2 separate regions of the Homo sapiens genome follow, and region 2 is linked to region 1. Evidence: chromatin contacts called from ENCODE Hi-C or POLR2A ChIA-PET data. All regions are on one chromosome and are shown on one strand. The core of a region is the stretch at or near the end of the contact, and the rest is flanking DNA. Distances in the headings are between cores, read along the strand shown. Region 1 overlaps PCBP3 (poly(rC) binding protein 3). Region 2 overlaps SLC19A1 (solute carrier family 19 member 1).

Region 1 (3,556 bases), core at 707-3,206:
GTGACATCCTCCTGGGCCTGGCACTCCTATCCGTGGGTGACAAAGTTCCCAGACAGCAAAGCGACGAGATAAAATGGGGCCCATGGGGCCAGGTAGGCGCAACGACCTCACAGGCAGCAAAGGTGTGCTGGCCCGTGGTGCCCACTGCCATGGCAGCCGGACTGGGTGTTCCCAGGACGGATACACTTGACATGGACACACCAAAAACACCTGACAGCCGGGAGAAGGCCAGCATCATCCCACACATAGCCGAGAGCCAGGAAAAGGCCAGCGCCACTCCCTTCAGAGGAGATGAGGTCTGAGCTGGTCCATGGGTCAGAGCCAGTGGCTGAAACGGAGACCCAGTCTCCAGGGAAGACCCGCAACAGTCCTGCGGTGTAGAGCAAACATTCACCCCACCTTCCCCAGCGGGCCTGAGTAACTGCCTGGAGTGACAGCATGATGGGCAGAGTGAGTGGCCAGGCCCTGGACCTTCAGACAATGGCTGGGTCTGGGGCCTGAGCTCCTGCCCACTCCAGGGGACTCAGACACCATCATGGACCCACAATTAACATGACAGACGGAGCTTGGCCCGAGTCCATCTGGCAGAGGCCCTGTGCCCGCACACCCATCTGCTAGACGTTCTGGTACAGCACTGGACAGAGGCGCCCAGCAGCTGCCAGACAAGCCCTCTGGCCCCGGCCTTGAGCAGGATATTAAGGCAGAAAAGGCCAAGTACAGTCCCCAGGAGCCTTCCCCACCTCAGCCAAGATAGCACCTGGGGAAGACTGTAGAATCTACACTACCATCAAGGACTTCAGGGCTGCGTGGGCGGTTTGACCCCTTTCCATTTTCCACTCTAGAAACCAGATGGACTCTGGGGACAACAGTGGCTGCCGGCCTCGGCCTTGGGGTGCCCAACGGCAGTGTCGTGCCAGGTGTGGTCTCTGCACCTGCATCCGCTTACTTGATGAACATGCCCTTCATCCCGTCTGTAAAGAGGATCAAAATTAGACTGTGTGTTCTTGGGAGAAGAGCAAATACATAACCAGCGCTTTCCCTCAGAGCTAAGGGAGCCCTTCCTGCTCTGTCACAGGACAGTCTTCAGGGACTCCGACTGCTTTGTTTAGGTTTTATTTTTTAGAGCAGCAAACTGAGCACAAAACACAGAGATTTCCTATATACCCCCATCCCCCACGGCCCATCCCCCACAGCCCGCCACCAGAGCAGTACATGAGTCACAACCAAACCCATGTGGGCACATCACCACCCCCCAGGTCCAGAGTTCACAGCAGGGCTCACGCTCGGTGCTGTACTCTGTGGTTTGGGCAAATGTGTAATGACACGCATCCACCATTACAGCATCACCCGGAGTATTTTCCCTGTAGTAAAAGTACTCTGTGATCCACCTACACATCCATCTCTCCGCCCAACTCTTGGCAACCACTGATCTTTATACTATTTTTATAGTTTTGTCTTTTCCAGAATGTCATATAGTTGGAATCGTATAGCATGCAGCCTTTTCAGGCTGGCCTCTTTCACTAAGTAACACGCATTCAAGGTTCCTCCGCATCACTTCATGGTTTGACAGCTCATTTCTTTGTAGTGCTGAATCATATTCCACTGTCTGGATGCACCACTGGTGTATTCATTTGCCTACTAAAGGATGTCTTGGTTGCTTCCAAGTGTTGGCAATGATAAACAAAGCTGCTATAAACATCTGTGTGCAGGTTGTTGTGTAGGCTGAAGTTTTCAAATCCTTTGAGTAAATACCAAGGAGCATGACTAATAGATCTCACGGTTAGAGAGATTTTAGTTTGCAAAGTGATGCAACCACTTGGGAAGGTAGTTTGGCAGTTTCTTACAAAACTGTGGCAGTTTCTTACAAAACATTCTGCAAATGGCAAAACTATAGTGACAATAAAAACATGAGTGGTTGCCAGGGGCTTCAGGGACGGGAGGAGTGAGTACGTGAAGCGCATGGGGGCAGTGGAGCTCTTCTGTATGACACAGTAATGACAGGGACACGTGTCACTGGACACTTGTCAAAACCTGTGTTCAACACAGTGAGCCCCAATGCAAACTATGACCATCCGTGAATAACAATGAACCAGGCCGGCGCGGTGGCTCACACCTGTTATCCCAGCACTTTAGGAGGCCGAGGCGGGCAGATCATGAGGTCAGGAGATCGAGACCATCCTGGCTAACAAGGTGAAACCCCGTCTCTATTAAAATACAAAAAATCAGCCAGGCTTGGTGGCACGCACCTGTAGTCCCAGCTACTCGGGAGGCTGAGGCAGGAGAATGGTGTGAACCCGGGAGGTGGAGGTTGCAGTGAGCCAAGATCGCACCACTGCACTCCAGCCTGGGCGACAGTGCGAGACTCTGTCTCAAAAAATAATAATAATAATGTACCAATATTGGTTCATTGACTGTACCACACTTGAGGCAAGATGTACGTAACAGGAGAAGCTCTGTATGAGGGGAGGAGGTGGCACGCTCTATACTTTCCAATAATTTTTCTGTATTGTAGAATACAATTGCCCTAAAACATAAAGACTATTAACTTTTCAAAAGTGAAATAAATCCTGAGTTCATAAGGATATCATCAACTGAAAATGGAAACCACAAGGTTTTGGATTTTGATTCCAACCATGAAGGAGTAAGGACTTATGATCCCACAGTAAAAACCTTAAGAATTGGACAGAAATAAGAAGCAAGTGTGTTCGAGCATTGCACAGCAGGGTGCAGGACTGTGATCTTTCACCCGGCGGAGACACACGCTGAGCTCCTCGCCGGCTGCTTTCTAGCTGCGTCCACTGTCAAGTTGCTGCTCACGGCAGTGCAGCACACACACAAGCTGCTGCCTCGCTGGGGGGCTGAGGACAAAAGGCAAGCATGGGGGCTGCGGCAGCAGCTGGAATATGGGAGATGGGGACAGCAGAGGCAAGAGCTAAGAGGAGACGGGGCCCCCAAACTGCAGGAAGATGTTGGCCAAATACTATGCTGTGCACGCAAGGACTCCATGAGGAATGGCAGAGAGAGACAGAACTACTGGGGAGTATGAGGTGAACAGACACGCTAAATGTCATGTGGTACCACGAGGCGGGGACTGCTCACAGCCACAGTGGAGGCCCCTCACTCAGCATCCAGGGTGTTCACTTGAGACCCATGAAAGGCTACACCTTAGGAGGAGGACAACGTTAAGTTCTAGAGGAAGGGATAGTGAAGACTTTCCTTGACAAAGTTCGACCGAGCCATGACATGAAGTTTCGGTAAATTAGATGCCTGCAGAAATAAAAACCAAAAACAACAAACACAACACCCCAAATTCTTAACAGCGTAGCATATATAGTCACGTGCCACACAACGGCATTTCAGGCAACAACAGACGTGCCATATACCACAGCCGTCCCTTAAAATTAGAATGGAGCTGAAAAGTCCCATCACCCTGCAACGCTGTGGCCTCCTTAGGAAGGAGTGCAGCTGGCTCCCCCCACGCCTGTGGTGATACTGGTGTAAACTCACCTGCTGCCCTGCCAGTCACATCAGAGCGTAACTCGTACAATTACTTACA
Region 2 (3,556 bases), core at 720-3,219, 300 kb after region 1:
ATTGAGAGGGGGTATTGAAGTCTCCTAAGTATAATTGTGGATCTGTTTCTCCTTTCAGTTCTGTTGTGTTTTTGCTTCACATATTGGCAGCTCTTTTGTTTGTTGCATACACGTTAGGGATTGAAATTTGTTTTGGTGGACTGACCCTCTTGTCAATTGTGTAATAGTGGGATTATATAATGTCCTTCTCTGTCTCTGCTGTCCCTGGTCTTTTTTTTTTTTTTTTTTTTTTTTGCTCAGAAGTTTATTTTACCTGATGTTAATATAGCCACCCCTGCTTTCCTTTGATTAATGTTCACATGATACATCTTTTTCCATCGTTTTACTTTCAACCTTCCTATCTTGGTATATTTGAAGTGAGTTTCTTGTAGACAGCACGTAGTTGAGTCATGTTTTTAAATCGACTTTGCTAATCTCTGTCTTACAGTTGGTGTATTTAGACCATTTATATTTAATGTGATAATTTGTATATTAGGGCCTAAGTCTGCCATTTCGTTTTTAATTTTTCATTTATTCTCTGTTTTTAGTTTCTGTTTACATTTTTTGCAGCTTCCAGTGGGTTACTTGTACATCCTTTAGAATTTTGTTTGGTTTATCTATTGTGTTTTTGAATGTACTTAGTATAGCTTTTTTGGTTGCTTTATGGATTACATTAATACATAAAGTTTGAGTGAAGTATAAAAACGTTGCCTTTATGTCACTGTCATCTCCCGCTTACAGTACAATTATCTTAAATATTTTCTCTACATACCTTTAGTGCTACATAAGAAAATATTGTAATTTTTGCATTAATCATCAAACATATTTTAGGAAACTAAAGAAGGAAAGTCTGTTTTATTTACCCATAATGTTGCCTACTGTGGTATTTCCTCTTTCCTGTTATTTCAAGATTCCTTCTTTAGTAATTTCCTTTCTGTTTAGAGAACTTGTTTTTTGTTTGTTTTTTGCCATTATTTTAGACAGATCTGCTGGTTACAAATTTCTTCTCTTAGTTTTTCTTCATCTGTGAGTGTCTTGATTGCTCTTTTATTCTCAAAGGATGTTTTCACTGGATATAGGATGCTGGGTAGACAGTGTTCTTTTTTTTTAGCCTGTGAGAAATGTGGTGCCCCTTCCTCATAGCTTTCAGGATTTTTGATGAGCAATTACTGTTATTCAAATTGCTTGCCCGTAAAGTGTCATTTTTCTCTGGCCACTTCCAAGATTTTTTCTTTATTTTTATCGTTAGCTTATAGAAGTTTGAATATGGTATGTGTTGGTGTGATTTTGTTTGGGTTTTCTATTTGGGGTTTGCTCAGCTTCATGAATCTGCAGTGTACATCTCACCAAATTTAGGAAGTTTTCAACCATTATTTCCTGAAATGCTTTTTGAACCCCACTCCTTTTCTCCTCTTTTTCTAGATCCCCCATGTCACAAATGTTAGATCATGTTGTATAGTCCCACAAGGAATGAGGCTTTGTTCATTTTTTTTCAGTCCATTTTTTCTTTTGTTCAGGTTGGATAATTTCTATTGTTCTACCTCCAGTTCATTGATCATTTCTCTGCCTCTTCTATTTTGTTGTTGAGATGATTCATTAAGTTTTTAAATTCTGATTATTGTACATTTCAGTTCTAAATTTTTTTTATTTCTCCTATTTCTTTGCTGAGACTGTGTTTTTTCATTTGTTTCCAGCATGTTTGTTATTGTTCACTGAAGCATTTTTATGGTGGCTGCTTTAAGATCTTTCTTGGCGAATTCTACTGTCTGTGTTGTCTTAGTGTTGGTGTCTATTAATTGTTTTTCAGTTTGAGATCTTTGTGGTTTAGTGTGCCAAGGGATTTTTTAGTGAGATGCAAGCATTTTGGGTATGATGTAATTTCAGCATCCTGTTGTGGCTGACGCAACTCCTGCAGGTCAAGCGGGGTGTGCACCTCGCTACAGGCAGGTGGGGTGGAAGTCCAGGCTCTCACTCAGCCTTTGTGACACCTGAGGGAGGGTGGGTGGCTGGGTGGGGGCTCCTTCTTGTTGCCAGGCAAGGATGGGAGTCCAGCTCCCCTCGTGGCCCCCTTGATGCCCCTGGGGTTGGGACATTCTCATTATTGCTGGGTAGGTGAAAGTCTGGACTCCCGCTTGACCTCCTCTGACACCCCCCAGCATGGAGGGGGACAGGACAGGCACGCTCTTACTACTGGGTGAGGATAAGAGGCCAGGCTCCCCATATGGTCTCTGCTGACTCCGTGAGGCTTCGGGGGTGACTAGGCTCCCCACATGGTCTCCACTGACTCCATGAGGCTTTGGGGGTGACATCTTGGGCTTCCCTGTGGTCTCTGCTGACTCCTTGGGGGTGAGGGTGGGTGTCTTTACCAACCAGTGGGAGTGAAAGCTCTAGTGCCCACTGGTGTTGTCTGACACCACCCCGCAGGGGACTCGGGGGTCCTTGTTACAGGCTGGCGAGGGTGGGGGGTCCTTGCTGACATGGTGGGTGGAGCCGAGGTCTGGTGTTTGCGGGGAGCAGGGCGATTCCTGTCGAAAGGTCTTTCCTCATGTTGGGCTGACCCTTCCCTGGGTCTTAGGCCAGAGAGAGCTGCTTCCATGGGCTCTTTTTTCTGCATCTGTTGTCTTTTCCAGCCTGCTGCCTTCTTCAGTTTCAAAATATCTGAGGTGAAAAGAAAAGCCCCCAGGGAGCTCTGCGTGGCACAGTCTGTCCTTGCGTGGCACAGCTCCCCAGACCCCGAGGGCCCGGCCAGTCTGCCCTTGTGTGGCACAGCTCCCCAGACCCCGAGGGCCTGGTCAGTCTGTCCTCCTCGCTCCTGCTTTCAGAGTCTTCCCAGGTGTTTATCTCAGTGTCTTGGGTAGGAGAAGAGCAGGGAGAAGCGTGTCAGCCCCATCTTCCTCAGTTTGCTTTAAAAACAGCTGTCCTGGAAGGGTGCCGGTGCCGATGGGCTGCAGGGATTCTGGCCTGCGGATGTGGAGCTGGGGCCTCAGGGGTCTTGGGCGGGACTCACTGGGCTCTGCCCACGGATGTCCTGAGGGCACTGCAGCCTCCTGAACCCTCTGCACCTCCGGGAATGATCAGGTCCCTCCCTGGTGTCCCAGGGACATCTCCAGTCCCTCCTGCCCCTGGCAGCTGCGAGAATCAGGAGAGATGTGGCCAACGCTGGTGCTGCTCCTTCTGGTCATCGTAGCACAGCTTCCGCTGCCGAGATGGAGACGGGCTCCATGTGCAGGCTGCTGGGGGTTGCTCTGGGCGCGAAGCCCTGGGGATCAGCTCCTGGTCACCTGCTGTGGCTCTCCTCACCCTGCTCTGCCAGGCGGGACGTTCTGGCCCTCATGGGCACCCTTCCGCTGTCTCAGCACCATGGGGGGGCAGCAAGCACCACCAAGCAGGGGACTCGGGAGCAGACACCGCAGGCCACGCAGAAGCAGGCCACCTGCCAGGTTCCGAGGGGTTCTTGGGAAATGGTGGGAACCCCCCTTCAGGCCTGTGCCAGGTGGTGGAGGTCGGGGGGGCTGTGGTGAGCACTGTGGCACCTGCTCCTGGGGCTGGCCTCTGACCGCTGTGCAGTGTTCAGGGT

The links. Hi-C counts contacts between places; a loop is a spot of excess contacts on that map. ChIA-PET counts read pairs that join two places held with the same protein, here RNA polymerase II (POLR2A). Pooled maps may share reads with other maps.
Region 2: a pooled map shows a loop between it and region 1 (4-fold over the local background). The contact joins two enhancer-like sites. A Hi-C loop is called at or near these places in 3 of 50 pooled maps. POLR2A ChIA-PET finds 5 or more read pairs at or near these places in 2 of 52 experiments (H1 and WTC11).

Annotation. Positions count from the first base shown.
Region 1 is chr21:45,816,856-45,820,411 of GRCh38, reverse strand. The region is part of intron 4 of PCBP3 (poly(rC) binding protein 3); the gene reads right to left. Among named protein-coding and RNA genes, the nearest start is that of PCBP3-AS1, 18 kb to the left of the region's middle. RefSeq lists enhancers at 2,404-2,903, 2,904-3,405. Within about 2 kb of position 1,956, at least 3 of the 41 ENCODE cell types and tissues checked have a DNase peak (open chromatin) inside an H3K27ac peak, as active enhancers do.
Region 2 is chr21:45,516,249-45,519,804 of GRCh38, reverse strand. All of the region lies in intron 5 of SLC19A1 (solute carrier family 19 member 1), which reads left to right. Among named protein-coding and RNA genes, the nearest start is that of SLC19A1, 24 kb to the left of the region's middle. RefSeq lists enhancers at 1,714-1,973, 3,373-3,556. Within about 2 kb of position 1,969, at least 5 of the 41 ENCODE cell types and tissues checked have a DNase peak (open chromatin) inside an H3K27ac peak, as active enhancers do.